Linked DNA regions of Mus musculus: regions 2, 3 and 4 are each linked to region 1. Evidence: chromatin loops called from intact Hi-C (ENCODE). Cell type or tissue: left cerebral cortex. All regions are shown on one strand. Links, peaks and the distances in the headings refer to the core of each region. The heading gives the core; the rest is flanking DNA. Region 1 holds the start of Gpr139 (G protein-coupled receptor 139). Region 2 holds the start of Pdilt (protein disulfide isomerase-like, testis expressed). Region 3 has its middle 32 kb from the start of Gp2. Region 4 has its middle 28 kb from the start of Gprc5b.

Region 1 (7,884 bases), core at 2,906-5,405:
CTTTAACATAAAGCATGCAAAAGAGATCTAAGAGATCACTGGCTGGCTGGCATCCTACTGGCCAAATTCAGCTTGCAGCCATGAGTCCCACCCACCTCCCTCCGAAATCTATGCCCTTTCTCCGTATTTTCCTTTGGATAAATGATCTGTCTTCTCTCACAGTTCTCATAGCTTGGAAAGAATTGACCCCTTCTTTTGATTCCATTGCTGGACACAGGAGCCATGCTTTTGATCCATTGCCTTGATTCCATTGCAGGACACGGGAGCTGTGCTTTTCCAGCTTACTTTTGTTGGCAACAGAAATTCATCTGCAGGTGGAGATTTGGGCTGAGATGAGCTCCAACCAGGCTAGAACACAGAGAGCTTTCCCGGGGAATTTTCCTGAAATCTTCCCTGAGTTCAGTTATTAAGCCAGCAGGGCAGACCCAGGGGTGCAAACGTCTACCCCTTCATTCTTCTGTAAGCCTCTGCTAAAAATGTGGTTAATCCTGGGAAAGCAGAGACTCCTGGTGGAAAGAGACAAGGACCTACCAGGCTCCAATCAGGCAGAGTTCTATACTCCCAGTGATGAAAACCCATGCATCTCTTACATAATTGGACTAGTTGGAGCTATTGGAGCTCTCCTCTAGCAAGCCGATCAAGAGGGTCCTGAGGCATGCACAAGGTGTTTGGGAGTTATTTGAGCAGGACTTCAAAGCTTTGTTTAATAGTGACACAGGACACAGCAGCAATTAGACCCTGCATTAAAGAGTCATAAATAAAGCAATATACCCTGGCTAAGTGATGATCTGAATCTAGAAGGACAGGTGACAGACAACCTCCTGGTGGCAGTGTCTGGTAAGAGATGTCATAGAGGAGATAGTTTCTGGGTCAGGGGAAAGGTCAGAAAAGGCTTCCAGATTGAGTGACCCTTAAGTCTTCCAAAGCAAGGAGAAACCAGAGTGTGAGTTACACTGTGGTGAGAGATGAGAGCGGAAGGGTGTGCCACCCAAGTAGGCTTAGAGAGCCTCCCAGCCAGGCTGATCCCAATCATCATAATCTGTCCTCTCTCTATCCATCCATCTATCCCTCCTTCTCTCCTTCCCTCCATCTGTCTGTCAATCCATCTCCATCCATCCATCCATCCATCCATCCATCCATCCATCCACCATCCATGCCTCCTTTTTTAGAAAATGAGTCTCTTAAAATGCAAACCTAATAATACAATCCATTGCCCTCCTTAAAAACAGGGTAAAAACTCAACCACTCACATGGTCAACAACACACTGCCTACTTACCATTTGCGATAAGCTCCTTGTCTCCCCCACAGCCTGGACCTCTGCTTCCCCAGAGTCCTGGTTCCTCTCACACCAGGACCTTTGTTCCTTTCTCTACCTCTCCTCCCTAACCTTACATCCATTAACCACAATATCTCTTCTTTACCCTTCACATAGCCACTCAAATGCCACTTCCTCAGAGAAGCCTTCCCTGAATACCAGACCATACAAGACCTTCCAGTATACTTTCTCATTTAACTTGTTCTTCATAATATTTACCAAGGTTACTTCTGTCTGTGGGTCTGCATGCATGTTCATGCACATGCATGTGTATATGTATATATATGTATATGTGGTATGCATGTTTTGCTCTCTCTATATATATATGTGTGTGTGTGTGTGTGTGTGTGTGTGTGTGTATCATATGTGTGTATGTACTGTGTATGTATATATACATGTGTATACATACAGTGTGCATTGATTCGTGTTCTTCTTTTGTGCTCAAGTTTAAGACCCTGCAAATCAGAGATCTTTCTTAAACAATTGAATGTTCAAAACCCACTACAGTGGCCAGCATACTGTAGGAGCAACTGCTGAGTTGCTGCAATCCCCACCTCTCCCAGCTGTGTTCCCAACTCTAAGTAAAGTGTTAGCTACAACTTGTGTTTGTGCTACTGTTTCTGCTAAAGAGTTGTTCTTTAGGTTTATCTCAACCTACCAAAGGGTGGAGAAATGGAGTTTGGATGGAGAAGGCTGAGGACTCTCAGAATCATGATGGGCAGCATACTTCCTCGTGAACATGGAGGAAAGGGCAGCATGCCTGCCTCACTGGTGGTCGCTATCCACCAGGCTTGCCTACATTTGGGTACTCAGCTCCTGCTCTGACATCATGCTTATATTTCTAGCTCAGTCACCTATGAATCCACCCAGGGTTGTTTCTGGAATCTTCTCTGATACTGTACTGAGAATTCAAGTGAAGGGAAAACAGAGACACAGGAGGACACAGGAGGGCTGCATGGCAGCAGGACAATTCTGTCACGTGCCTGTCCTTGCACCGGCACAAGCTCCTCAGTGACTTCAGCATAGACTCTGGTGTCAGAGTACCTTGGGCTGACTCTCAGTCAGGAGGTCCTTACCAAGTCACTGAACTTCTCTGTACCTCAGTTTTCTCATCTGTAGAATGGAGCTTAGCATTACCTCTTCCACTGTGACCATAGGCTAGGTTACCAAACAGAAGCCTTTTAATAAACTCTGGGCACACAGGAAGTCTGACTTTGAGGCTCACATCTGCATACCCTTAGCAAGACCAGTTACTTGTGTGGTTATCCAGGGCCCTACGCCAAGAAGAGTGCCACACTTAGTTTACAGCTTTGCTGTGACCTCTTTAAACACTTAATCTTTTATGCATATGGGTGTCGCACTTTTTAGCACCAGAAAGCAACAGCACACATGAAGAGCTGTACAAAGTCTGCTGAAAGCGAGGATGGATGGATGGATGGACAGATAGATGGATGTCTCCAGTTTTTCGATCAGGTCTCCCATGCCATTGTTCTTCATAGCCAGGCAAAGGGATCAGCTTTGGAACAAAATTCTACCTTCAGGGGTTTGATTTTTCCTGGGAGCACAGGGTCTCACTACATAGCCCAGGCTAACCCCTAACCCTTAATTCTTCTGCCTCAGCCTCTCCAATGCTGGGATTATAGGTAGGTTCTCCCACACCCAACTCAAGTAGACTGTGGGAATTCACCATACACTCTTACCCCAAGACTAAGAGCATCCCAAGCCAGCCTCAACACCTTAGGTACATTCCCATGCAAGCATACATTTCCTTGAGGAACTCTAACTAGCCAATCATCCCAAGGGGGCCAGGAGGTAATAGAGAGTTCTTTCTCACTCTCTTGGGGCTGCTGTCTGCCCTTCTCTCACCATACCCCTGCTCTTTCTGCTCAACATCTCAGAGACAACAACACTCCTGCTTTGCTTCATCCCATTTTATAGATGGAGAAGTAAATGTGTGGGTACGAGTAGGTCCTTCAATAGCCCTCATGCAGTCCCTTTGCCCAACCAGGTTCTATAAAGGCTCTCTAGCAATGGGCCTTGGTATTTTAACCACTTGGAAGTATCAAATCAAATAGGATCATTGCATGCTAAATCTGAGGCTGTGTCCCCAACTCCAGCACTGACCCACCTATGCTGCAAAGATAAAGTCACGCTCTGCCGCCTCAACTACTGGATGTTGCAGATTTCGTTCTCTCCATGTGTTTTGACTCTGCAATCTGCAGGTGTTGTGTAAAGCTGCATCCAGAACCCCACAGACAAAAGTTCTTGACCTTCTAAGGAAGGAATGGACAAGAACAAGACAAATCAGGTCCTATGGGGTAGGGTGGATGGTACTAAGCCTACAGGGAGGAGGACAGGGGGGGCACAAGATTTGGGGTGAAGAATAATTGAGATGCCAATCTTAATTAGGATTGTTAATGAGAAGCAGACAAGTGAGCAGAGACATGAGGGTGAGGAGGCAGGCCATTCACTTTGCCTATGCAAAAGCTCGGGGCATTAACCACTCTTCTTTATGGAGAGAGATCTCTAAAGAGACTGGAGACTTTGCCAAGCCATGTATCCGCCAGCGTCTCGTCTTAATGCAGCGCCACCTGCAGGTCAATCCCGTCTATAGGTTTACAGCAATTAACGTTTTGAGCCTTTGCAGCGATTAGAGGTTGCTTTACTTAGCTCACGAGGTTTTGTTTTGTATTTTAAATTTTTTACAGGAAGGGTGGTCACATTCAAAATCATCATAAGAAAGGATTTATGTGGCCAAGGACGTCTCTGTATTTCCGATCCTCCTATCCTCACTTCCCAAGTACTAGGACTAAAGACTTGAACTAAGGGGCTAGGTCTTGTATGGCACTGGTTCAAAACAGAGCTTCATGCCCACTAGGCAAGCACTCTGGCAACTAAGCTACATTCCTGGCCTCAAGAGAAAATTGTGGGTGCACTCCCCCAAAAGAAATGACACATGCTTAAAGTGACAAATATGCTCATTACATTGATTTGGTCATTACACATTAAATACAGGGATCGAAATATCACATTATACCCCAAGAAATATGCATGGTGATGTGTGTCAACAGAAAATAAAACAAAAGGTTAAGACGGTAAGAGAGGTGACAATAAAATGTTAATATCTAACAGAGCTTGAAATATCAGGTTGTGCTACTGTGTACGCATGGGACTCTGTAATAACCTGTCCCTTTAGGGGGCTGGCTGCCTGTCTGTTCGCCACAGACCCAGCTGAGGCCAAAAGATTCCTCTACAACTTTGGTCCTCCAGCAGTCCCCTCCTCCATTCTCTTCCCCGGGGAAGCGCCTAACAGAGATGGGGACAGGACACCGGGCCCTTGCTGGAGACCCAGAAGAAGCTCTGCTTTTTTCTCTTTTAGGAACAGAGGTTAGGGGAGGAGTCTGAGGAGGTGGGCTTTTCAACATCTTAAAGCCAGTCGCTTGCCCCTCGCTTGCATCTGCTTCAGCTTGCTCCTGGAAAGGCTCGCCTCTGTGCTCCTCCTCTGTGCTCTTGACTTGAGTCCGGGACAGACATCTCTCCTTGGAGGATTCTTGGGTACCCTTGAAAAAGGAAGCTCTTGCAGCGCTCTGCCTACCTCTCCTGCAATGGGAGCGACCCTCCACTGCCGGAATCCCACCTGCTCCGCCCATACTCTCCTTCACACAACCTTCAAAGTACTCCAGACCACCCAGCTCCCTATGTGCGATTGTGTAGTTGTTCGAGGCTCCGCCTGAGCCTGCTGCGCCCTCGTGCATATTGATGAGGGTGTCTGCACGTTTTCACCAGTCTAGCTAGGTGTGGAAGATGGGAGAATCTACGTGCATGGGTGTGTGAGTGCATCCGCATGACTGGGCATTGTGCGCCTTTGTGTGCGTGCGGGTATGTCTCAGTGGCTGTAACAGACTTATGCCAGGCTGAAGGCTGTGTGTTGTGGGCTCTTAGCCAGCCTGCATCCCATCCAAGTTCAGGGACAGTACCATCGACCTGGTGACATTCGCAAAGATATTCGCACCCTTCCTTCAGACCCACAGGCTCAGGCAGGAAAAAAAAAACCTTTCAACATTCTCTGGGCTCCAACAATCGCGACCCCCCATCCGCCATACCAGGATGTAAAATACTCTACGTGAAGATGGACTCCAGGCATTGGTGGGGAGCGAGGACAAGTAGCTAGAGAGAGAGTCAGAAGAAAAACTGAGGACATACTGGAGGGGAAAGGAGCTGCTGAGGGAGAAGCAGGTCATATTCACACCACGCCCCTCCCACAGGGGTTGGAAACCCAGTTCTCCATCCCGGTCTTCCTCCGGGGTTCCCAAGTTAACCCGGTCTTTTCCTCCAGAAACCGAAGCCAAAAAAACGCAACTGGGACTGGGTTAGGCTAACATCCCACCCAAGCCCCCCACCCCCAAACCTGCACCGCGAGCTCTCTGTGTGTGTGTGCCCGCGCAAGCGCGCGCGCGCGTGTACACACACACACACACACACACACACACACACACACACCATCCAGGAAGCTGCTGATTGGCTGAGGGGAACGGCGTCCCGGCCCGGGTTCTGAGGCGGGAGCTGAGCGGTCCTAGGAGGGAGGTGCACACTCTGGCTTCAGGAGCCCCTCCCTCGTCCCCTGCACCCTGCCAGAGAACCGAGCTGCCTATCTAGGAGGGCAGGTGCGGAGCCACCCGAGGACACCAGCCAGTAGTGGAAGCGGGTCCCGCGGTGCGGCGATCCTCCCTAGGGCTGCCTGGTCCCCAGCCGCTTGGCAGCTGCGCCGAGCCCAGCCCGGCGAGGGGCGCGCTCATGGAGCACACGCACGCCCACCTCGCTGCGAATAGCTCGGCTTGCGGCTTAGGCTTCGTGCCGGTGGTCTACTACAGCTTCTTGCTGTGCCTCGGGTTACCAGGTGAGGGGTATGGGGAAGAGGGAGGGAAGCCAGGAGTCCCAAGTTGCAGAACAAGGCTGTCCAGAACCTCAGGGGGTCCCAGACACCTTCTCGAGAAGTGCCTGGAGCCCCGCACCCCCTTTGAAAAAGTGTAAAGTTTAAACCTTGGTGGCAACTGTGGATGTTTCCAGATCAGGATGAATGGCTTGTGGTTTGGCGGGGACAGTGCTTGTGTGGCTCTGGGGCATTGTGACTTGTGGGTGTGCATCTACTCCAAAGCGCTCCTGTGTCTGTGTCTGTGTGTGTGTGTGTGTGTGTGTGTGTGTGTGTGTGTGTGTGTGTGTGTGTGTGTCTAGGGGGTCGAATCCCTGAGGGTCCCAGAAGGGCTGCGTGAGACTTGACCGCAGCTTCTGGGCAGAAAGCCTAGGGAAGGCTTCTCTCCAGCTTTTGCCCCACTCTGTCACCTCAGCTGAGAACACTTCTGCCACACTCTGTACTTCCCTAATGCTACATAAAACCAAGACCTTGATCATAGCTTCTCAGGTTCAAGAGACAATGAGGTGAGCCCTTGCTATCCACTATCACTAGCCCTAGGGAGCAAGGTGTCTCCCTGTAGCTAAGAAGAGTCAAGGACTGTCTCTGGGTCTGGGATGTATGGGGCAGAGGTGGACACTGGTACCTCAGAGGATGGCATTCTCCTTGAGTTTATGTCTGCTTCCTCTGGCTTTGCCTCCAGGTCAACCCCAGTCCTCCCTACCCAGGCAGCTCCCAGCGCTGCAGATGAGTGGCTGGCTGGTCCCACATCTTAATGTCCTTTGGAAAGTGAAGCTGGGACTTGTAGTGAATTCCTGAAGAGAGATGAGCTGCTGAGGGAGGAGGGGTGTGTGCATGGGCTATGAGGGAGACCAACTGGGACCTGTAAGAACAGCCCCTATGCCCCCTGTGGTGTGGGGTTGGCTTCAGTTTGGAGGTCTTTGGTTAATCCTGTCATCCACACAATGTCATGGACATTCCTGGACATTCCTGCAGACAGAAGGGAGAGCTAGAGATGGAAAGGCTCAGAAAGAGAAAAACTCCTGTTCAAACTAGACTCTAAGCCTCTACCACTGCCCCAAGAACTTGAGCATCCTGGGATACTGAGAAGCTAGGCTTCAGTCTCCTAGAGATCTGAGAGCCCTCTCCTCCTCAAACATGTAGGAATCCAGAGCCCGTGGAAAGATGGTCTCCAGCAATCTCCACTCCCAGCACAGGCAAGTACAAGTTTCCTAACATGGGCTCCTGTCCCTCATGTGGAGAGAAGTTCTCTCCCTAACCTCTACCTCCCTAGAAGAGGGGCTTCACCTCTGCGCACCCTGCCAGGTAGGGTGCTCCTGTAATTACCTGGAACTGAAATTGATTTCTATCAAGGTTGCACCTCCCCCTCCTGCCCTCCAAAGCCTGTCCCCAGAGCTTTCTATTGAGAAGTCAGTTTTTGAGAGGCTGGTTATGTGTGATGCTTGCTGAAGTGAAGAAGAGCCAGAGCCCCCCTCTTCCTCAGCACCCTCTGGTCAGAGTGTAACCCCCATCCTGACTGTTCCATCTCCCCCACTGCTGTACTAGACAACCACTCTTGGGCATTCCTAAGCTGGAAAGACAAGGAGGAGGGTGACCTCCAAGAGTTCAAAACAGGACATGAGGTTAGGAGCAGAGAAT
Region 2 (7,884 bases), core at 2,464-4,963, 330 kb before region 1:
GTATTGAACAGTCGAGAAAACCAAGCCTCAGAAAGAGGAAACACCATGTTTAAGGTCATGTGGGTTAGGACAGTGCTAAGATTCGAACACCAATCCACAGCCAGCCAGCTTCCTACAGTCAGTTTGGCTTCTGGTCCTTGGTGTCCATGGGTACACGCTTTGAACAGGGCTGCTAGGCTGGGCCCCTCTTACTCAACAATGGCCCATTCTTCTAAAGCTCCCTCACCTGGCCCTCTAGAATCCCAGAACTCAGAACATAGTTTCAGAGGCAGCTGTGACCTCCATGTGCTCAAGCAGGAACTCCCTTTCTGCTCCTGGGTTTCTTGGGCTCACTCATTAGCAGACAGGTCCTGCTCTCAACACAAGAGGAAACTTAAAGCCTTCTCCTCAGACTTCTGCACCCTCCCTGATTGCCACAGGGCTGACTGCCCCAGCTCCATGTGGCCTGACAGCCCCGAAAGTAATCCAGCTGCTTGCAGGTATGAGCTTGCCAAATAACACCACTCTCTGATTGACAAGCCTGCCTTGGTGACCTTCCTTTTGTAGGGTGTATTATATATTAAAGATGCAACACATTAGGGCCAGTACAATGGCTTTATAGGAGCAGCATGACCCCACCCCAGACCTGTTTGGATTTAGACCCAAGCATTAGTATTTGTAAACAAACAGAACAAAACTCTTGTAAAAACCTTACTGTTTAGTTGTTAATTGACCCACTAAAATAGGACTTGGGGCTTGTAGTAAGAATTAAACGAGGCCATCCATACACTCACTATTCACGGAGCATCAAAACAGGTCCAGGCGTGGTTCTAGGAGGTGGAGAAGCAGCTATGAACAATGCTATTTGTGCATTATCTGAAATCTTAGCGCTTGGGAGGTTGAGGTGGGAAGATCATGAATATCTAATCAGCTTGGCAAAAACAAACTGGAATATGAAATAAACACGGGTGCTTGGGGGGCCAGTGTGCTCCAGATGGAGGTGAATGAGGCCGGGTGGCTTGAGAAACCTTCCCTCCTGAGAGCTGGTATCTGAGCTGGGGTGGCCTCTGGTGTCCATGGTACATACTCTCAGCAGGGGCTTCAACACTCAGCTCTGGATGATCAGGAGTGAGATAAATAAGTCCTAGGCAGAGGCAAAGTCCTGGGTGGAGTTGGGGAGGGGCCTAGGTCACAGGGCATTAAGGACAAGGTCTAGAGACACTGCAGCCAAGAGACTAACACAAGGTTTTGGATGATTCATGCTGACAGATCATGGGAACCTTTCCAGAAAGAGAAGCAAGTTGGTCTAGTTCATATTAAAAATGGTGGTCTCTAACTGCTGTGAGTGTGTGTCAGAGGACTGAGGAATATAAAGAATAGATGACCAGCAAGCATCACATGGTCTGGATAAGAGCCAATGGTGGTTGCGATATGGAGGTCTTGGTGGAATCCTGGTAGTGAAAATCCCACAAAGGGGCTTAGGAACACCTTTTCAGCATCTGCTATTCCTACCAAGGAACAGTCACTGTCCCCTGAACTGGGGGCTGATATTGAGTCTGAGTTTGGAATTTTTAGGACTGAGCAGGAAGGATGCTGGCCACAGGAGCAAGCAGGCACAAAAAGAATGAGGTCCACACCTAGGTAACAAGCGGGCAAGGCATTGGCAGAGAACAGCTGAGGGCACAGTGCAAGCAGGGATGCAGCTCTTGATGGTCTGCCAGAGATGACACAGAGCCAAGCCTAGGTTTCAGGGGACTCTCAGTAGAAAGAGCAAAAGGGCAGCACGTGATGGCTGGGAGGAGGGTTTACATTCTCTCCACTCCTGGAGAATGTACAGTTCATTTTATTTGCTTGCTTTAGTCACGTGTTCCCTGAACAAAGCTTTCTACCACCATCCTCCCTTAAATGCTATGCTGTTCCTTTCTTCCATCATTTTCCAGTCCTTCCTCCCTGCTCTTGTTCCCAGCTCTTATCAGCACCTTCTTTTTTGTCTCATCTACTTGTTTCCCAGCAGAACATAAAGACTCTAGTCTGTTTCATCCACTCCTGTGTCTTCTGTGCCTAGAAGGGAAGGCAGCATGGCTCATGACTTGAAAAAATACATAGTGAGCGAACTAATGAATGAGTGAATGTGCTGGTTTGAATAAAAATGGCCCCCACAGGATCAGGAGGAGTGGCACTACTCAGGGGGTGTGGCTGAGACTATTCAGGGGGTGTGGCTAAGAGTACTCAAGTAAAGAGTTGAAACAACAACAGTTTAAGAATCATCTGGAACCTTTGAAGCACATAGATATTTGGATCTTGTACTGGTTAGTTTTATGTCAACTTGACATGAGCTAGAGTCATTGGGAGGAGTGAGTCTCAGTTGAGAAAATGCCTCAATAATATTGGGCTGTAGGCAAACCTGTAGGGAATTTTCTTAATTAGTGATTGATGGGGGAAGGTCCAGCCCATTGTGGGTGATGCCATCCGTGGGATGGAGGCCCTGGGTTCTATAGAACAGACTGAGCAAGACATAGATATCAAGCCAGTAAGCAGAACTCTTCAGTGGCCTCTGCATCAGCTCCTGCCTCTGGGTTCTTGCCTGGTTTAGTTCCTATCCTGACTTCCTTCAGTGATGAGCAGTGATATGGAAGTATAAGCCGAGTAAACCCTTTCCTTCAAAGCTTGCTTTTAGTCATGGTGTTTCATCATAGCAATAACTAAAAGACAGGACTGTGGTGGCTTGAATAAGGACAATCCCCCCCTCACTATAGATTTATGTGTTTCAATGCTTGGTCCATAGGGACCATTAGGTGGTGTGGTTTTATTGGAGGAGGTATGACATTGTTGGAGGAAGTGTGTCACTGTGGTGTCAGGCTTTGAGGTCTCCTAAACTCAAACTCCAACCCAGTGTGGCACACAGTCTTCTCCTGGTTGCCTTTGGATCAAGATGTAGAACTCTCAGCTCCTCCAGCACCATCTGCCTGCATGATGCCATGCTTTGTACCTTAGAGATAATGACTAAACTTCTGAAACTGTAAGCCAGTCCCAGTTAAATGCTTTCCTTTATAAGAGTTGCCTTGGTCATGGTGTCCCTTCACAGCAATAAAACCCTAAGACACGTTGGTACCAGGATCTGGGGTTATTGCTGTGATAGGCTTGAGCATGCTTCTGTCCAGAGGCAAGCAGATTTCAGGAGTTTAGATTAGGAAAGCAGTGGGATGCTTTAAGTGGGACTTCATAGGCATTCCTAGTGGGAACATGGAAGACAGTAGTGCGGAGGTGATTTGAACTGTGGGGCCTGGCTCAAGAGGTTTCAGAGGAGAAGAACGTTAGCCTAGACGTAACCTAGATGTAACCTAACGTAACCTAGAGACTGTTCTTGTGATATTGGTGAAGATATGGCCGCTTTTCGCCCTTGTCTAAGAGTCTGGGGGCTAAAATGAAGAGATTTAGATGAATTGCGTTGACAATGGAAATCTTGAAACATCCTAGAATAGACGCTGACTTGTGGTTCACGCTTTTGAAGAGTTTTTTTTTTTTTTACCAAACATAGCAAACCGAGAAAGGAAAAATACAATATATATGATTCAAGGGTTAAAGGAAGTGGTCTGGGCAGAGTTGGAGGGGCAGGAGGCATCGTTAGTATTGGTAACGGGATGGTGGGAGGAGACCGGTCAGAGGTTCACTTTGGGATTCTGCAGTGGCACTTACTCTACAAACTTCTCTCCAAGTAGCTAGAAAACCCAGTGGTTTCCAAAGGTCTGTGTTTGACTCCAGGTCTCGATGAATAGGAGTTGTTCTAGTGCCCAGGGGTTGAGGTTGCTCAGACAAGCTTGTCTTTTGCCAAGCTGTGTACATTGCTGCAGTGCCTGCATGCTCCAAGGTCCCCATCAGTGTAGGTTTGAGAAGAGATATGCTTCCTCTGCTGCCCCCTGCAGGCCATCCATGGAACTGCTTTGGACACCTTTGCTGCTGGTGGCTGCTTGCCTCTCAGAGGTCCTTGGCTCACCAGAGATAGACACGGGCATCAACATTTCCCAGCCTTTGCACATCCTGGAGGATCATAACTTAATGGTGCTGACTCCCGCAGGCTTGACGCAGACGCTGAATGAAACCCGCTTCCTAATGGTGATTTTCCGTGAGTATTTGGCTCTGGCAATGAAGGGTGATGCCTGTCTCATTGAGTTGGGGGACCATAGGGCTTCCATATACTATCAGATGGAAAGAAAACACAAAAATACGACAGGCACTCAGCTGGACATTGGCCTGTCCCTGTAGGAACCCAAAATTCTGCTCACCAATAGCTGTTCTGTCACAGGGGAAGGCTAACGTCTTTTTTTCTCGAACCCTCTACTACCGTGATACACCCTCAACTCCTGCTTTTACATTTTTAAAATCACTCCAATAGCAACCAATATGAACACTTCAAAGTATGTGAACACTTCCCTTCACATGAGCAGCGATTATTGCCATCTAAAAGCAACAGTCAATTAAAGTCATTAAGTTCCCATCTTTGAGTCTATCAATACACAACTGAATTCAAAATGAGTTTTTGAAAACTGGCAGGCCTTCTAAAGTGACCTTTTGGAAAATCATTTTGGAGCAGGCTTATAAGCGTTTTCCTCAGAGGAAGTTGGAAGTTGGGCTTTTTATACAGGAGAGTTTTGGGGAGATCTCAGCCGCTCTCAAATCCTTGGCCAGCCTCTCATCTTTCTGAAGACTCCAGAACTCAAGGTCAATGCTTGGCAGAACCTTTCCTTCTCAGCTCTCAAGCTGCCTGCGTCTAAAACAAACTCCAGTATTTTGGATTTGGTTCTGAGAACCTGTTTCTCCTAACCTCCTGTGTGCACCGATGACACCACCACCCATTCAATGTCAAAGTCAGAAACCTCAGGGCCATCCCCAAATTTGCTGTAGCCTCATATAGACTGTATCTCCATACTCTATTGTTTCTGCACCCAAAGCTCTGTGGTCCCCATCCCTCTCCATACAGTCTGTCATTGCAGGCCTCGGTCTTACCAGTCCCTGCCTGAGACCTGAGGCAGGCTCCCCTATGGATCCCACGCGCCTTCTGCGTGTTCTCTATAAAGCACCCAGAGAAACGGGTTCCTAGAATGCAGCTCTAGTTGTCAGAATGGAATGTTCTGGATCGAGTCTCTGGGCCGTTTGTCCTGCATGAGGTTCTGTAGCATCCTCCCTTCAGTTTTGCACTTGGACTGTGAGATTTAAGTTTCTTGTGAGGAAGTGTTTTCTCATGCCCATGTAGCCTGGGGAGGACTCTTTCCCACTCTTCTTCTTAGCCTTCCTTCTTAGCCTACCCTTTGCCACATCATACCAAAAGCACTTCTAAACTTGCATGTACCTTACCCGTGTCTATTCTTAGATCTGGCACTGTTGAGACACGGTAGGTCTTCACACATGTCAAATGATTGACTGACTGACTGACTGACTGAATGGATGGATGGATGGATGAATGGATGGATGAATGATAATTTCTTGGGCTCTCATTTTCTCTGTGACAATTCACCTGAATTGAGTCAAAGAGAGAGGGAAAGTTCACTTTTTGGTGGAAAGTGATCAAGGAAAGATTTAGAAGTCATTGAATTAGGGCCATTTACCACTTGCCCCTAAGGCTAAGGTAGCAAGAATGTGTCTTGGGGTTACAGGAGATACTGCTGGGGATCACTATGAAGATGGTCATTGAGACTGGGATAATGGTGATACTTGGTGATGATGGAGGTAATGATAGAGAGATGGTGATGGATAAATATAAGAATGGCAGAGGTGACAACAGTCCAGGTTAGCCTTGATTGCCAACTTGACATAGCCTAGAGTTATCTGAGAGGAGAAGCCTCAGTTGAGAAACTGCTTAGTCATATTGGTCTGTGGGCATTCCTATGAGGTATTGTATTCATTATTAATTGATATAGCAGGGTGAAAACGACTGTGGAATGTCTCACCATTCCTTGGGCAGGGGGTCCTTGACAAGCCTGTAAGCAGTGTTTCTTCATGGTTCATGATTTCGTTCCTGCTCGAGTTCCTGCTCTGACTTCCCTCAGTGAAAGATTATGACCCAGAACTATAAGGCAAATAAATTGTGTTTTCTCCCCAAGTTGCTTTTGGTTAGAGTGTTTTATTATAGCAGAACAGGAGTAACTAACACGGAATAGAGTTTATTATAAAGAGAGTGATATGCTGGGATCATTCTGGCCCTGCTGTGGATTCAGGATGCTAAACACTGGCCCCCAAGATCTGGCTGCCACCAAGCAGCAGATCCTCAGTTTCACTAAGTGATGCTAGGTAACCTTGCTCCCCAAGCCAATAAAAGGCTAAATAAAGCCTGGGATTGGGCAGTTGATAAAGGGAGGCGGGTTTTCAGTTACCTGCCTGGGAAGTGCAGGTAGAGTAAGAAAGAAAGAAAGAAAGAAAGAAAGAAAGAAAGAAAGAAAGAAAGAAAGAAAGAAAGAAAGGAAGGAAGGAAGGAAGGAAGGAAGGAAGGAAGGAAGGAAGAAAGAAAGAAAGAAAGAAAGAAAGAAAGAAAGAAAGAAAGAAAGAAAGAAAGAAAGAGAGAAAGAGAGAAAGAGAAAGAAAGCAGGCAGGCAAAAAAGGAGAAGGTCGCCATGAGAGGAGATGGACCATAAGCACGTGGCCAGGAGACACAACGAGTGACAAGGGACATATGGCTGGGATGAAAGTTAGAATAGCTTCAAAACCTCTCCAATATAGGCTTACATCCTGTAAATAAAATACCTGCATTGTATGTCTTTTAGAAAAGCTAGCTACAATTTATAGTTCTTTTTACCATGATGTTGACGGAGGTGATGATAATGGAGGTGATGATAATGACGGTAGAGATTAAGATGTAGGAGATGACGATGATGATGATAGAAGTTATAACGATATAGATGGTGATGTAGATGGTGGAGGTGGTAGTGGTAGTGATGGGCATGCTAACAGTGATGATGATTGTGGTGATGAAAGGGTGTTGATGATGATAGCTGTCATGGTTTTAACTATGGCAGTGATGATTTTTAATGGTCATTTATCAAATACCCACATTGCAAATATTGTACTCAGTACCGCCATCCCCGTAGCTACATTGCCTTCCCGGAACTCATAGGCAGGAGAGGAGAGACAAAATCTTCAGAAGCCTGCGGTATATCCTGTGGCTAAGAGTATATGGAGAAAAGAAAGGGTGGGTGGAACAGAAGTCTGAGAGGCCTATGCCCATGGAAGCACGGACTCCCTTACCTCCACTTCAGACACCCCACTGAGCCGTGTGAGGTATCTCTACATGCTCCACCATTTGGCAATCATCCCAAGACTTCCCCTGCCTGATCATAAACTCAAAAGCATGAGCCCAGCATGACAAAGTCCACGGGGAAACTGGGAGAGGCCATTGATTAGAGCCACCGGCAAAGAGGCCAGAGCTTGCTGCGGGCACTAGATGGGTGTGATGAGGGTAGCAACGGTGATGAAGCAGATAGAAACCTCGATCCACGTGGGAGGCACAAAGTCTCTGCCCCCCATCCACGTGTGTGGATGTGTTTAATGAGAATGATCACTGACCACTCACACTCAGGATCCAGCGCTGAGCCAGTGACTGGCAACCGGGCCAGTGCCGGCTGTCCCAGGCTTTGCTTTATGAAACATATCTGTCAGAGTGACCTTGACCACAGTTGGGAGGTGACCTGCGCTCTCTCAAAGTGTGCCAGATGGAAAAAATAGAATGTTCTGGCTTGAAAAGGAAGCTGTTTCCCCCAGCCCTGACTCAGCACACACCTCTGCTATGTGGCAGTAGGGACCTGCAGTCTAGCCATGTCATCAGGTGGTTTTCCATTTCGTCTCCTTCCACTCCAACGAGGACAGCCCATGCCATGACCAAGGTCAGTTCTCTGAGGCTGGTTTTAGTAAAGAGCC
Region 3 (7,884 bases), core at 2,708-5,207, 240 kb before region 1:
CACAATGTACTATTTTCTATGCTTTGTTTTATTTTCTTTGGGGGAGAAGGTTGCAAGGGTGGAGGGCAGATAGGAAGGGATAGGAAGATGAGTGGGACTGGAGTGCATGATGTGGCACTTACAAAGAATCAATAGAAATTTTTTGTTTTTGTTTTTTAAAAAAAGTGTTTGGAAAACTTAAGTTTGGTCCAGAACTTAATGCATGCAGCAGCCAATGAGCAATCAAATCTTGGGAAACCACATAGTGATGCTTTTCAGGACACAAGTATCAAAAAAGACATGTGGAGGCGTGGGATGTAACTCAGTGGTAGAGCACTTGTTTAGAATGCACAAGTCAATGTATTCAATTTAAAAGAAAATGTTAGGGACCAAGTGACAATACCAGACTTTTGGAGCTCCCATCTAAAAGCAAAACTAGGTTTGTTTTCATATATATCATGTGAGTTGGTTGTGCTGTCAAGGGATAGATGAGCTTGTTTGAACAATTTCTAAATTGGCTCTAGGTTACTTGAGAAGAGCTAATTTTAAGGGACTGAACCCTTGTCCTCTGGCCTACAGGCTATCCTTCAAGCCCTCGCTCCCTTTTCATGTGTAAAAATGAAGTAGCTGCAACCAGAAGGTTGCCAGGGACAAAGGAAACAAATGCCATGATATCACTTTGCAATGCATCATGGGAAGGATAAAGGCAGCAGCATCACCATCAGTCATGACTATTGTTCTTCTCAGTTTCTCACAGCTCTTTACTGACTCTCTCACCCCTTACCTATAATCAAAAGACCACCTGTAGTGGCTATTCCTGGTTGTCAACTTGACAATATTTGGAATGAACTACAATCCGGAATTGGAAGGCTCACCAGTGACCCTTATCTGGAGGCTTGGAGATCCTTATCTGGATCTTGGTTTGAAGATCTTGAGCCATATTGGCTATGGATTCCAGAAGATTGAATCTCCGAGTTTAAGGAACACACCTTTAATCTGGGCTACGCCTTTCATCTGGGATTAAAGGTGTGGTGGAACACACCTTTAATCTGGGCTACACCTTCTGCTGGAGACAATATAAGGACATTGGAAGAAGGGAGTCTAGCTCTTGCTCCTGCTCCTTCGCCTGCTTGCTGCGTGAGACTGAGTAACTGCTAGATCCTTGGACTTCCATTCACAGCTGTGACTGAACGATTGTTGGGAATTGAGCTGCCGACTGTAAGTCATCAATAAATTCCTTTATTATCTAGAGACTATCCATAAGTTCTGTGACTCTAGAGAACCCTGACTAATACACCACCCTTGAAAATCATGTTTTCTAAGTCAGGAAGCAATCAAAGTCAGCACACCACAGGCAAAGAGCTATGCATGCATGCTTGTTTGTTGCTGCCCTATGCATCCTAGCTAGGCTATAAAGCATCAGCCTGTTTCAACCAATGGTTGGCTAGATGAAGGCTATATGGTGTGCATCTACACAATGGAGTTTTATTGAGCTATAAAGAATAAAGTTGTACTGTTTTCATAAAAATGGATGTCACCAGAAACCATCGTGTTAAACAAAATAAGAAAGGGTCAGAATGAAATATATTGCATATTTTCTCACATTTGGACCTGTGAATCATTTATCTATGTGACATAAAAATGGGGACAAAACTTTGTGGGGAAAGATGTAGGACTGGCAAGAGGGGAGCTCAAATTAAGAAGCCTTTATGAGATGTCATTACATACATGGAATATCCCTTATGAGCCTATCATTATGTACATTGAATACATGCCATTTTGGTTTTGGTTTCATTTCTGTTGCTGTGATAAAATACCCTGGGGGGGGGGGAGCATATTTAAGAGAGAAAGTGTTTGACTGCATTTCCAGGTCACAACCTGTCATTATGGGGAAGTCAAGGGAGAAACTTGAAACTACTGATGACATCACACTCATAGTCAAGCACAGAAAGAAATGAATATATGTATACTTGCTAGTGCTCAACTCACTCATGATGACTGTACACTTAAACAATTCAGGACTCCCTGCCTAGGGACTAGTGGTATCCAAAGCGGGCTGGGTTTTGTCCAGGGGAGCTAGTATAATTGAGACAAACCTCCCCTCCCCCACATACATGGTCTGGGGCTAACCTTATCCAGACAATCTTTCAGGGCAACTCCTTTCCCAGTTGATTCCATATTTTATTGACAATCAAAACTAGCCATCATATATGCCAGTTAAACACTCTATCCCCACGAATTGGGTCAAAACTAGAACGCTATCGGTTATACATTGACCTGATCCAAGGCTGTCCCAAGTGTTATGGTTATAAAAAGATAAAGAGGTATAAGGATATGTTCTATGAGGGTGTAGTGAGGTGTCAGGGAAGGGGATGTCTCAGCAGGCCCATGCCAAGGCATCCCTTCCTCCTCAGGGACCAGCCACATGATGGTATAGTATAGAATAGAATTTATTCAGGGCATGGGGAGGGGAGTTAGGAGGATAGTAGAGTCAGAGAAAGGCAGAGAGAGGGAGAGAGTAGAGAAGTAGAGGCCAGCCATGGCCATGTGGAGGTGTGGGGGGAAGGAATGCAGAGAGAGGGAGAGCAAGAGGAGAGAGAGAGAGAGAGAGAGAGAGAGAGAGAGAGAGAGAGAGAGAGAGAGAGGAAAGGGGGCAAGCAGCCCCTTTTATAGTGGGCCAGGCCTACCTGGCTGTTGCCAGGTAACTGTGGGGGTGAAGTTTAGACTGAATGCTAACACCAAGACAAAGTCCCTCAGGTAATCTTGACCCCAGAACCCTCCGGTTAGATGAGAACATGGAAAAATGCCTCTTTCGTCTCAAAAAGCCCAGGCACAAAGGAGGTTCAAGGTCAGAGAGGAACAGAGAGGACTTACTTGACCTTCTTTAATTCTTTCAAGCCTAATTGAGGAGCCCAGTGAGCTCACTGGTGAGTGTTCCTTCCTCCTTGGGAACTGGTTTGCCCTGTCATGCTCTCCTGTGCAGCTGAGGCTTGCCAGGTAGAAGATACACATTTAGGATCCTATCTTCATAACAGCTATGTCTGTCATTGCTTTTATTACTGCTGGTGGTGGAGCAGGCGTGGCTGTGATGAACAACGTGAGGTCTGTCTACAGTTAGAGGACAACTTTGATGTATGTTATTGGCATATAATATACATCTCATGCCCATTCCTCTCCGTGTGGACTGATAGGCTTTAACACAGTGACACCCACTTTCTGAAATCAGCAGACACAGTGATGCACTTTTGTAATCCTAGCTAATCTGGGACACACAGCAAATTCCTGTCTCACAGAAAATAAAACAGAACTGTTAGACACTCCCCAGGAGCCATCTCTCACTCCTCCCTTCTTAACACCTCCCCAGGCTAACCTGCCATTGCTTTGTCTATTTTTTTGAAATTTCTACACAAGGAATCACACAATAGGGATCTTTGAGCCCAGCTTTTTATGTTCAAAGTATCCTTTGTAAGTTTGGTAACTGTTTGTTGTGTTTAATTACACTTTGATCATTTTAATTGCTGACATCTTTCTATTGGGAGAACAGAGCTCTCTTTACTGATGTGTATTGATCTAGTCTGCTGTTGATGGGAATGTGTGTTGTTTCCAGTTTTTAACCATAGACTCGTTTATGCCGTGTGTGTATATATTCAGCATTAGATCTACTGCCAAGCCATTTCACAAAATGTTTGCTAGACATGATAGCCTGAACATTCCAAGACTCATTAGCACCCAGTAATAATTGCACCCTTGACACTCTTTGTTTCCTTCGGTCCTCACATGAACAAGTCTTCGTTCTGTAGCTTCATATAGAAAACGGCCTCTCTCATGAAGGACCTGGGATCTTTATACACAGTCTGGGAATTCTTAATCCCTAAGCAAGTGTTGACTTACACTACTCTGATGCAATGGTCATAAGTCTCCCTTCCTAAACTTCTGTGATTCAGGGAGGTCATTTTTTTTTTCCAATGCTTATCTGGGGTCTCCCCACAGGAGGGAGGCAGCTGATAAGCTGATTTCCCTAGGCCTGGCGCCAGAGAATTGAGATTGGTGTTGTCCCTGCTCTCTGATGAATGATCAATAGAGGGCGCTGTGAGAACACATCTACAAAGAGGAGGACCGTCTTGGTACCAGTTCCACAACCGCTATTGCCAGAAGGGATTTGCAAAATCTATCTACTTCCAAACATTCATTTTACAGATGAGCAATCAGATACCCAGACAGGAGACATGACTTGCCCAAGGTCATATAGCTAGTGTGTGGGGAGTGGCGATGACTCTTAGCCCCTTGGCATTCTCCACTCTGAGGAGGCGTTGCCAGGCACCCAGTGAGACAGCTGCCCTGGAGCTGCAGCCTTGAGCCTGCCACAGCCTATTTTCAAGCTCCCAGTGCCAAGTGGTCACCTTTCTCCTACTCCAGCAGGGAAAGGTGCTAGATGGTGGAGGCAGGGCAGAACGTGTACGGCCTTTTTGATTCCATAATGGTTGGGAAAGTATTATATTTTTTGGTTCTTGGGAACATTCTAGGTCAGCATTCTGTGCTGTGTAGAATGGGTTTTAGACCTGATTACTTCTGAGAATCTTCTGGCCTCCAAATTCACAGACCCATTTTTACAATCCCATAGCCGAACAGCTTGGGATTTGTCATTTCCTGTCCACCACATCACCTGATCTACAGTCCCCACTGCTCTGAACTTATTTTTATACTCACTATTATTTGCTCATCTACTTATAAGTGACCTGTTTCAATGTCTGCCTTTCAAGTCAACTCCAAATTCTATGAAATAAGGATCTGAATTAGACAGGCCTAGGTTCAAACCCCAGCTCACTGTGTGCTTACCAGCAACATGACCTCAGTCATTCCCAGAAGCCGTTGTAAAGGGAGGATCTATGCTTAGCCCTAGTTCTTAGTTGCTTTGTTTCTGGGTAATAAACCCAAGAGAGAAGGGTACCTTCCATCTGTTGGAAGAAGAGTCAAGATGCTCTGAGGAGAGCTCCAGATGGGACACAGTGATTCAGCCTATACTATACATGAGTAAGGTGCTAGGTTCGATTCTCAGCACCTCTCTGCCAAATGATCTGAAGTACTGAGAGAGGTCCAAGGAGAATATATTTTCAATACTGCTGCTGAAAATTGATGACTGGGCACATGGTTGTCTAGACACAAATAGAATTAAGAGAAAGGGGGAAATGGGAAGAAGATCTGATTCCAGGAGATGAGTTCCAGCATCAACATTGTTAACCATTACCTCCTTTTTACTTTAATTGTGTATGCTCCCTCACGTTCCCTGGTCTGTTATGATAGATGAGCCACTGAACTTGGGTTTCCGATGCCTTAATCCCAGGATACTTTAGGCTCAACATTATCCCCCATGTTAGAGCAGAAGCAGCCAAGCTTCAAAGAAGTTACATTATCTTCTCATAGCTGGACGGAGTTTGGAGAAAGCTGTTTCCAAATCCTTAGCTATTCTGCTATGGTTTGTTTCATGCCTGGAGCAGTGGACCTTGCACTCCCTGACAGTCCTCAGAATCAAGATGAAAAATTACCCATGGGCTGCCAAGAAGTCTCCAAACTTATGCAGAGAGACACCAGAGGACAGGGCCATCTGAAAGCTCCATCCATTCTGGATGTGTCTATGTGTCTACTTCCTGGTATTTTCTGGAGAGTTGTTTCTGTTTGTTTGTTTGTTTGTTTGTATGTTTTGTTGATTGTTTTTTGGTTTTGTCCCCAAGCCAAATTCCAAGGATGTCCTGTCCTGTTGTTTTGCTCTTCCTCTCAAATGTGATCCCTATGGTCTAGAAGTTCTTGCCCTTGCCATCCAGAGCAACGAATGACATGCTTCGTTTCACTTCCAATCAGCACCTGACAAACATCACCATGGGTAAGTCCTTCCCTACATCTCCTAAAATTCACTGCTGTTATGTTCTGCACCAAAGTGAGGTGGTGCCTTTGTGTCTTCCTACCCCTGTAAGTTGTCAACTCTTATGGTGAATGAACCATCTGATTCCCCACAAACATCTAGTATAGAATCTGGCACTAAAAGATACTATATAAATACTTGCTGAAAGGATAGATAGATGGATGGGTGGACGGGAAGGAAGATGGTTAAACAGATAGATAAACGTATAAATGTATGGGCAAGCAGATAAGAGATGGGTGATATTCTAGTCACTTTTGCTGTTTCTATGGTAAGTGCCATGACCAAAATCAACTTGAAGGAAGCCAAGGCAGGAACTCAAGGCAGGAGCCTGAAGCAGAAACTATAAAGAAACGATGCTTCTTGGCTTGCTACCTCTGGGATTCTTAGCTTGCTTTCTTCTGCAGCCCAGAGTCACCTGCCTAGTACTGAGTTCTCCCACATCAGTCATAAATCAAGATAATGTCCCACAGATATGTCCACAAGTCAATAATGGAGGGAATTCTTCAACTCAGACTCCCTTTTCTCAGGTGACTCTATTTTGTGCCAAGCTGATAATAAAAACTAACAAGTATAATTTGATAGATAGATTGGTGGATAATTAAATGGATATATGGATGGAATGGGTGGATGCTATGTAGGTAGCTGGATAAAAGACAATAGGTCAGTAGAAGGGTAGGTAGTTATACAGATGGATGGGCAAATTGATAAATCTATGAAAATGGGTGGGGCGGTATATGGATGGATGAGTAGTTATATGGATAGGCAGATAAGGGGTGAATGGATAAATAGCTAAATGCATGGATAAGCAGGTGATGAATAATAGAATACGTGGATAAGGAACGGATGGGTGGGTAGCTGAAAGCATGCCTGGCTGGATGAGTAGGAGGATAGATGATAGATAGGTGTGTGGCTGGACAAGGGATGGATTCATGAGCGGATGAGTAGACAGGTAAGTGAATATGCCAGATAATTGTCTGTAGATTCACACCTCACTGTGTCATCTATGCCCCACTCTGCTAATGGATCCCCATCTCTTTTAGAATAAAATCCAAGTTCCTGCCCCAAACAAAGCTCCGATGGCCCAGCAAGATGTAGCATCTTTTGAGCCTTTCAGTCCTAATCATTGCCAGCTTCCTCCCTTCTAATGGTCTTCAGGCATACTAGTCATCTTTCATTTTCCAGGAGGAGTTCAACTCTCCCCTGCCTCAGTACCTGTCTAAACATCCTGTTCTTTGCCAAGGATGTAATTCCTCTGAGTTCAAATAGTGGACCCCTTTCTCCTTTGTAGTTTAGTTTCGAAAGAAATACATTCTTGGGGAAGCCTCTTTCCTCAACTTCCATCTAAATTATGTCATTATCTTTTTCTCTGTAACCTGTCTGTACCTCATCTGCACTCATCATGGCTCTTGATTGAACATTTGCAACATTATTTGTTAGTGGTTATCTTCTGTTGATAAACTTCACTGCATCCTTAATACTTAGGAGATACTTCATCCTTAGAGGTGGCTGGATATTCATGGTTGAACAAGTGTGGGTATGCTCTGACATCATGTGTTATAAAACATAGCTGGAGTACTGCATGGGCCACAGCTAGTCCTCTCTCCTTGTCAATGAACATCACCCGTGAATACTTACAGGTAGAGAATCATGAAGCCCGATATGTCTTCAAGTTGGTGATGATACATCTCTCTGATCAATACATTCAATTAATTTTGTATTTGGAGAGATAACATTTCAGAGTAGGAGATGCTTAGGTGGAAGAGACAACTAGTTCCTTGATCATTCATCATTCTCTCTCTCTTTCTCCCTCCCCCCCCCTCTGTCTCTTTCTCTGTCTCTCTTTTTCTCACTCACCCTCTCTATCTCTCTCTCTTTGTTTTTGTTTTTGCTTTTGTTTTTGTTTTGAGAAAGGGTTTCTCTGTGTAGCCCTGGCTGTCCTGGAACTCACCATACAGATGAGGTTGACCTCCAGCTACTGTTCTCTTAAT
Region 4 (7,884 bases), core at 1,994-4,493, 160 kb after region 1:
AAACCCTGCTTTACCACACCAATGCTTGTGAGTCACAAACAAACTCAGTCAACAAGACACTCCTCATGCTACTGGGGTCTGGCCACACTCAGGCTTCTGTCCCACCACATCGGCCTCCTCAGCCCCAGATGAGCTCACAACATCCAGCGATGTGGATCTATAAAACCTCACTCATGTCCCGCTCCGGCCTCAAACCCAGATGCCCACTCCATCCTCCCTGGGCAGAATCTGTGCACTTAAAAGCATCACACGTGGGACCAAGTCAAGGTCATTAACAACCTGTTTGACGTCACAAAAAGAGTTCACACACACACACACTCCGGATCCTCCACAGCCTTGAAACTTACATGAAAGCAGAAAGTTTGGGTTTTCACCTCTCTGGGCTGAGCTTCGGCAGTGGTTGTCCTGGTGGGGGCTGGGGGGGGGGGGTCAGGAAACAGTCCATGCGAGCCACTTATGTTAGCTTCGGGAGTCCATGGGAATGTCACCTGGCAAGAGTGGCTTGTATATTTGGCCCAGGGCTTTCCAGTGAGGCTTGGTTTCCTTATCAGGTGCTGGTGATTAGACACTAGACAGAGGCTCAGCTGCCACTTGATCTTAGAGACACTCATGGCTCAGCTGACAGCCAGCATCAAAAACCAGTAAGTAGTTAATCCCACCCCCAGCCCCCCAGTCCTTCGGCCAAGGACCTAAATGCCATACAGCAGGTATAGCCCATCCCAATAAAGCCTGTCTAAGATCTGGCCTGCAGGAACTAAGGATAATAAAATACTAGTGTTACTTAAGCCGCCATGTTTAGAGATCATTTGTTGTGCAGCAGGTGCTAAGGAACCCAGAAAGAACCATCTCTTGCTGAATCAGGATGTGCAGTCATATGGGAAACTGTGGCCAGTACTATTCAAAGCAAGTAGCCACCCGTAGGCCAATCACTGAGCCCAGAAGTCAATATAGAAATGGTTGTTCCGGCCAGCAGGCAAAGTGAGACACTGTGGTTGACAACTCTTCCTACAAAGGAAAGGCAAAGAAGGGTCCTCCCCTGATGTGATGCTAAAGACAAAAGCACTATTTCCCACTCTTGCCACTCCCTCTCCTCTTGGCCATGATGACATCCTTGGGTGATGCCAAACCTGTGAGCCTATTAAAGACTCTGCTGGCCGCCATGCTGTTAGCTGGACTAGAACTTCCGATGGCCAGCCAGTCTTCACTGAAGCTGGAACATTTTAGCTACTGAAACCTTTAGTCCCCACCCCCCTTACCTCTCTATGACCACACTGTCTCACAGACCTTGAACTGAGTCACCAAACCACTTAACCTTGGCTTCGGGGCTTGTGTCTGAGCAGAGTGCTTCACTGGTGCCTTGAGAAAAGTGATTGTCAATCTTGAATGCCTGTTACAGTTACAAGGGGGAGCTTTGAAAGCTGACGCAGGCGACCAGGCCCCATCCCAAGCCAGCTCTGTTAGCTTCTCAAAGATTAAGACTTAAACATGCATATCTTTCGTTCTTTCACAAAAGATTCTAGGATGAGAGGGGCAGCTAAGTCTTTCTGCTCTGGTCTGAAGTTTGCTTCCAAACCAGTGTATTCAGCAAAACCCACTGGAGCCACTTCAACAGCCACCACGTTCCTTGCTATCCTCTGTTAGTCAACAGCTCCTTGCCACTTCACCATCTAACCTCTCCAGCTGTGGCATCAGTCTAGCCTTGATGCCACAACCCAACACACACACACACACACACACACACACACACACATATACCGCACAGACCCCTAGCATAGACTCCCAACATAGACCCCCCCAGCAAAGACCACCTGTATGTCATCTCTCAAGAACCCCCCAGTCAGCCTCCCCAGTCCCTTCCTCCTGCTTCTCTTTCTGCCTTCTTACAGGTATGTTCAATCATCACCCAGAGCAATCCTTATAAAAGTTCAACCAGACAACACCTTCACTTAAAAACCACTGTGGCAAACACAGGGCCCCCAATGGAGAAGCTAGACAAAGTACCCAAGGAGCTAAAGGGGTCTGCAACACTATAGGAGGATCAACAATATGAACTAACCAGTACTCCCCAGAGCTGTGTCTCTAGTTGCATTTGAAGCAGAGGATGGCCTAGTCGGCCATCAATGGAAGGAGAGGCCCTTGGTCTTGCGAAGATCATATGCCCCAGTACAGGGGAATGCCAGGGCCAGGAAGCAGGAGTAGGTGGGTTGGGGAGCAGGGCAGGGGGAGGGTATAAATAACATTTGAAATGTAAATGAAGAAAATATCTAATATAAATAAATAAATAAATAAATAAATAAATAAAGCCACTGTGGCTGTCGTGACAGCTCAGGTTTGTGATCTCAGCACTTGGAAAAGCTGGGAAGAGAGATTGGGAGTTCTAGGGCAGGCTGGGCTATGTGAGTTCAAGTGATACCCTGTATATGTGTGTGTGTGTGTGTGTGTGTGTGTGTGTGTGTGTGTGTGGTGCCCAGCTAACTTAATATTTAACTCCTCCAAAGGCTCTGCATACCTCTCCAATGTCACCAACTCACAATCTCCCAGATGCCAAATGAGCTTAGATCTCTCCTCTCCCCATAGAAGTTTTTAGAAGTCAGTGTTCTGGGTCTTCACTGTCTAACAGGGCACCTCTGAGCTTATGCACGTATTGAGCACTTTTTACCATGGTAAGCACTGGTCTTGCTTGCCGGGTACTCGCGGTTGAACCCAGAGCCTCTCCAGTGGGTAAGTGCTCCACCACTGAGCTACAGCCCCGCCTCTCCTTTTACTTTTCATCTTCAGACAAGTTCTTGTTAAGTTGCCCAGGCTGCCCTTGAACTGGATATGATCCTCCTGCCTCAGCCTCCCAAGCAGCTCCGGTTACCGGCCTGCACCTCTAATCAGAGCTCAGCTTTGTTTATGCAGTTATTTGTTTGTTCATTTGTTTGTGTGTAGTACACCTGAGTGTGAACATCGGAGGATGGCTTGCAGGGGCTGGTTCTCTCCTTCCAAGCTCCAAGGAACTAACTCCGGTTACATCAGGATTGGTGGCAAGCGTCTTTAGTGGCGCTGAGCCACTTCACCCTCCTGAGCTCAGAATTTTCAGCGTTATGTAATCTTAATTCACTTGTACTTAAATGGCCATCTGAGGCTAGCGGCAGTACCTGGATTACAGAAATGCCAACTTCGCTCAGTGCAATGCTGCGAACTGGCAGAATGGTCTAGAGTCTCACTCTGCCCTCTGCCGGCAGTACCCTGGAGATACACCCTGTAGGAGTTTCCTAGACAAATGGTGCAATGCTTGGAGAGTCCTGAAGAGGGCGCGAGAGGGACGCTGCGAAGGGCAGGGGCTGCTCTTCCAGCGTCCATGGTTATCTTCTCGCCCCCAAAGCATGGCAGCCTGCAGGGTCTTCTCCAGAAGGTCACCAGCCCCAGCGAGAGGAGGAGCCTCACTGGCTTGTTTTCGGCTCACCAGCCCTGGTGCACTGAACCACAGTCTAATCCAAGTTAAATGGCCTCCAGGCACCCCGCACCCTCCAAGCCCCAGGTATGCACTCTCTGTAAAACCCTGGACCCGGAACTAATTAATTCCCACCCCGTGGCGGGGGTTAAACGTAGGGCAAACATACTTAAGGAAGTGAGATTCTGTGAGTGAGCCTGACCTAACCACATAAGTCCTTTAAATCCGTCTCTAAAAGACTTTGAACCAGTGGAAATTGAAGGCAACGATTTGGCTTAAATGGAGATGCCATGTGACATGGGAAAGGGGTGACCACAGATAACAAGGTGGCTAGGAAACTGCCGCTTCAGTCCCACTGGAGGTGGGGGTGGGATGAGGAACCGGCCAGCAGTGGACCGCCTGTGAGAACTCCAACCAGCTGGGACCAAGACGTCAGGCTTGCCCTGCTGAACAGAGGGCGGCTAAGGTGGCTGGAGCCCTTTCCCTATAGCAGATAGAACTCAACCTGCTCTACCCCTGCGTCGTATCCCCCGGCCTCTTCCTTGATTCTTTGTTGTGGTTGGTATGCGTGGGGTACATGCTCACGTATGCACATGTGTTTAAGTGGGTGGGTACATGCTCACGTATGCACGTGTGTCTAAGTGGACACACTTGTGTGAGCGTGCATGTGGGTGCCGAGCGATATCTCCTTTGGTCAGGCTCCTCTTTAAATTTTGATGTTGGGTCTCCCACTGAACTGGCTTTCCTGTGTCTGCTTCCCCAGTACTAGGACCATAGGTCTGGACCCCCACACCCAGTGTATGGTGTAGGTACTGAGGGTTTGAATCAGGCTGAGATAGTAACACTGTATGTGCGGTTCCCACAGCCCCCAGGTGGCGCTGTTGGTGTGGCTACATGCAAACACTGAAGCCTTGAGCAGTCTGGTGACCTCAGGATTCAGGTGTGGTATGCACCTTTCTTTTCTGATCCCTCTATTCGCTGGGGACTACACAAAGGGCACCTGGTGGGACACAGGAATTGGCTAACCATGGGACTCCATCCCAACGATTTTAGTGTGGACTGTAGAAGCCTGTCCAGAGCACAGTGAGGAGGGCTGTGCAAGGGAGGATGAATCACTTCCTCATGGTGAGGCCCAGAGGGCTTTGCCGATGCATCCCCTCAAGGGCTGGCAGCTTCCCATCTGGCGGCCATGGCAGCCGCTTGGCACTGCAGTAAGCACATGGTTTCAGACGCCTGCCCTGGGCTCCCCTGGCTGAGATGCAGGAAGCACTCCTGTATGCTGGGCTCCAGTGGGCACAAAGAGGAGGGAGTGGAGGCCTCAGAAGGGACAAGCCACCTGGAAACTCTGTCAAGGAAAGGTCCCCTTACTCCTCCGTCACCCCGAGTGCAAAGCCCTGGGTAGATTACTCTGTGTGTGGATGCTCAGGCGCATGTGGAGGCCAGACAGGTGACAGCTGTCTTCCTCAGTAAGTCTCCTCTTGAGTGTTTGAGACAGAAAATGTTTTTTAAAGCCATTTTTTAAATTATTTTAATTTTTTTATAGTCCAGCCATTGGTCCCCCCTTTCTGGTCCCCCCCCCCCAGCTTCTCATCCCATTCCTCCTCCCTACTGTCCCCGAGAAGATGCCCCCCCCTACCAGGCCTCCTCCCTCCCTCGGGCCTCCCCCTTTTCTCACTGAGGCCAAAGCAGGCAGTTTTCTGCTATATATGTGTCAGGGGCCAGCTCATGTTGCCTGGTTGGTGGCTCAGTGTCTGAGAGATCCCAGGGGTCCAGGTTAGTAGAGACTGCTGGTCTTCCTATGGGGTCGCCTCCTCTTCTGCTTCTTCTATCCTTACCCTAATTCAACCATAGGGGTCCCCGACTTCAGTCCAATGGTTGAGTGTATCTGCCTGTCTGTCTCAGTCAGTTGCTGGTTGGGCCTCTCGGAGGACAGCCATGCTAATCTCCATTCTGTAAGCACACCATAGCATCAGTAATAGTGTCAGGCCTTGGTACCTCCCTGTGAAATGGACCCCAAGTTGGGCCGGCCACTGGACCTCCTTTCCCTCAGTCTCTTCATTTTTGTCACTGCAAAACAATTTTTTAGACAGGGATAATTCTGGGTCAGAAATTTTGACTGGGTTGGCAACTCATCCCTCTCCTTGATGCCCTATCTACTGCAGGTGGATTCTTCGAGTTCCTTCTCCCACTGTGGAGCGTTTCACTCCCATTGAGTGAGACAGAAATTTTACTGAACTTGGAACTCACCAGTGGGCCCCAGGGATTCTCCCGCATCAGCTTCACCAGAACTGGGATTAAAGTAATGTAGATCAGAAAGGGGAGTTAGTTGTAAGCCAGGCTTGGAATCCTAGCACTTGGGAGGCTGAAGCAGGAGGGTTATGAGTGAGTGTGAGGCCAGCCTGGGCTACACAGCAGGCTTGTTTCTCCAAACAAAAAGAACCTTCATCGCAAAATGACCAAAACCAAACCAAACCAAAACCAAATCCCAGGTAAACTCAAATAACTCAGAAGTGTTGCGAGCTCGCAGTTGCGCGTGGTTTTTGCTGAGATGTCTGTGTGCCGTTAGGCGGTAGGGCTGCCTGCAGTTAGCCCTCCAAATTAATTTCCATGGAGAATGCAACATTTATTAAATGTTGTACCAGTTAGGGACCACTCTGGAGACACAAGTCACAACAGTAATTTGAGCTGGAAAATGTTATAAAGAATCAACCAGGCAAAGTGATTAAATGCTAAGAGACAAAAAAAGCTTTGACTAATGGAGAGATTTGAGAAACAGTTACTACAGGCTCAGAGTACCCATGCCTGACATCTATCATGCAGCAAATGGGCACATACTCGGGTGTCAAGTGGCATCTATTCAGCTGCTGTAGATTTTGAGATATCAGAAAAGGAAGGTACATACCACACCTGAACCCTGAGGCCACCAGACTGCTCAAGGGCTTCAGTGTACGCATGTAGCCATACATGCAAACGTTCCCCACTCTTCTCTAGATGTCTTCTAATACATTCTAAAACAGTGCGGTCACTATGGAAGTAGCTGTCACACTGTACTGCCTAGGTGGCAACGAGAGAAGAAAGGCCCATGCCATGCACTGTTGGGTGGACCTGGGGACACGGAGCCAGACCTGAGGCACCATGGCAGCTACAGCAACAGAACCACAGCAAGCGTGTGTGTGTGTGTGTGTGTGTGTGTGTGTGTGACACAAGAGGGTGAAGATATGGGTGCCCAGGTACCGCATGCAGGAGCCACACGTGGACGATGTGTGTCTTCCTCGTTCACTGTCACTGTCCTGCCTTGGCTGAGGGTCTGTCACTGAGCAGGACCCCTGCAGCTGTTTCAACCTGTCTGGTTGGACAGCAAGCTCCCAGGATCTGCCCACTCTGCCCAGCAATACTGTGCTTACAGGCACACGTGTCCTTGCCGGGATTTTCATGTGGCTGCTGGGGATCTAGAAGCTCCCCATATAACAGATGCTATCACCCACAGAGTCATCTCCCAGCCCCTTCCCAGTGGATTCAGATGTGAGATGTTCAACACCACCCATGGATAAGGACCCAGGGGGACAGTGTGCTTCAGCCATCAAACTGGCAAAGATCAAATCTCTGGGAACCTGACACAAAGAGCTAACCCTCTTCTTTATAAAGCAAGATGAGCAGCCAAGCCAACTGAAAGAAAACTGGGCATAGATGGACAGAGTCAGCAGAGAAGGAAGCAGGAATGAGACTTAGGTGTACAATATACCATCATGTCTGCAAGAAAAGGTCAGAAAACAAAGGGTCAAGCCTTCCCAGTGCAGGGATAAGGTTACACTGAGCAAGCTTGTGAGCAGACACACCAACAGCGCCACCTGGGGACTCGGGTGGTGGCTGTGGGAACCGCACTTACAGTGTGATTACCTCAGCTGCCATCTCATTCCTGGGAACTGGCCCAGCTGATACTGTGGAGCCTGCAGACAGAGGCTTTAGCCTGCCAACCCCAGTGTCCCACAGCATTGCCTGAAACAGCACAAATTCAGGCAGAGCCCATCTCACAGGAAACCATGATTCTGGGATGACGGCTCCAAAACCATGGGGGAACTGAGTGAGTTTGTATCTCCAACACTCACATTTTAAATCAATCAATCAATCAACCAACCAATCAATAAGGAAGACGTGGCATGTACCTTCGTCCCAGCACTCAGAAAGGCTAGAAAGTGAGCTGCTGACTCAGTGAGAGATCCTCTCTTAGAAATCAAAATGGAGGGGAGAAGATGCCTTAGCAGATAAAGGCACTGGCTGCCAAGGTTGACCTGAGTTCAATCCCCAAGACCTGAATGTTGAAAGGAGTGAAAATTCTGACTATTGCCTTTCATGTGTGTCTACTTTCTCCACACACAGTAAGTAAGTGTATTGCCTTTAAATAACAATAAATGTAGAAAAACTTTAATTATGTGGAATTTAAAAAAAAA

What was found. Hi-C counts contacts between places; a loop is a spot of excess contacts. Peaks named below come from ENCODE experiments on the same cell type or tissue, not always from the same donor. Only the 100,000 strongest peaks of a DNase experiment are listed, where the experiment ranks them.
Region 2: a loop joins it to region 1, with 2.2 times the contacts of the local background. A loop is called at or near these places in 3 of 42 quality-filtered maps.
Region 3: it touches region 1 in a loop (17-fold over the local background); 9 of 42 quality-filtered maps call a loop at or near these places.
Region 4: it touches region 1 in a loop (4-fold over the local background); 7 of 42 quality-filtered maps call a loop at or near these places.

What each region holds. Positions count from the first base shown.
Region 1 is chr7:119,182,601-119,190,484 of GRCm38, reverse strand. It overlaps Gpr139 (G protein-coupled receptor 139), which reads left to right and starts at 5,947. Exons shown (of 2, transcript NM_001024138.2): 1 at 5,947-6,213. The coding sequence starts at 6,111. In left cerebral cortex, for the core only: a CTCF peak has its summit at 3,915 (motif pointing left); DNase peaks (open chromatin) are centred at 3,907 and 5,131; H3K4me3 peaks cover 518 bases.
Region 2 is chr7:119,515,850-119,523,733 of GRCm38, reverse strand. It overlaps Pdilt (protein disulfide isomerase-like, testis expressed), which reads left to right and starts at 252. Exons shown (of 12, transcript NM_027943.1): 1 at 252-479; 2 at 3,903-4,102. The coding sequence starts at 3,910. In left cerebral cortex, for the core only: a CTCF peak has its summit at 3,903 (motif pointing left); a DNase peak (open chromatin) is centred at 3,897.
Region 3 is chr7:119,423,648-119,431,531 of GRCm38, reverse strand. No RefSeq gene overlaps it. Among named protein-coding and RNA genes, the nearest start is that of Gp2, 32 kb to the left of the region's middle. In left cerebral cortex, for the core only: a CTCF peak has its summit at 4,050 (motif pointing right); a DNase peak (open chromatin) is centred at 4,069.
Region 4 is chr7:119,019,156-119,027,039 of GRCm38, reverse strand. No RefSeq gene overlaps it. Among named protein-coding and RNA genes, the nearest start is that of Gprc5b, 28 kb to the right of the region's middle. In left cerebral cortex, for the core only: CTCF peaks have their summits at 3,256 and 4,317 (motif pointing right); DNase peaks (open chromatin) are centred at 3,237 and 4,304.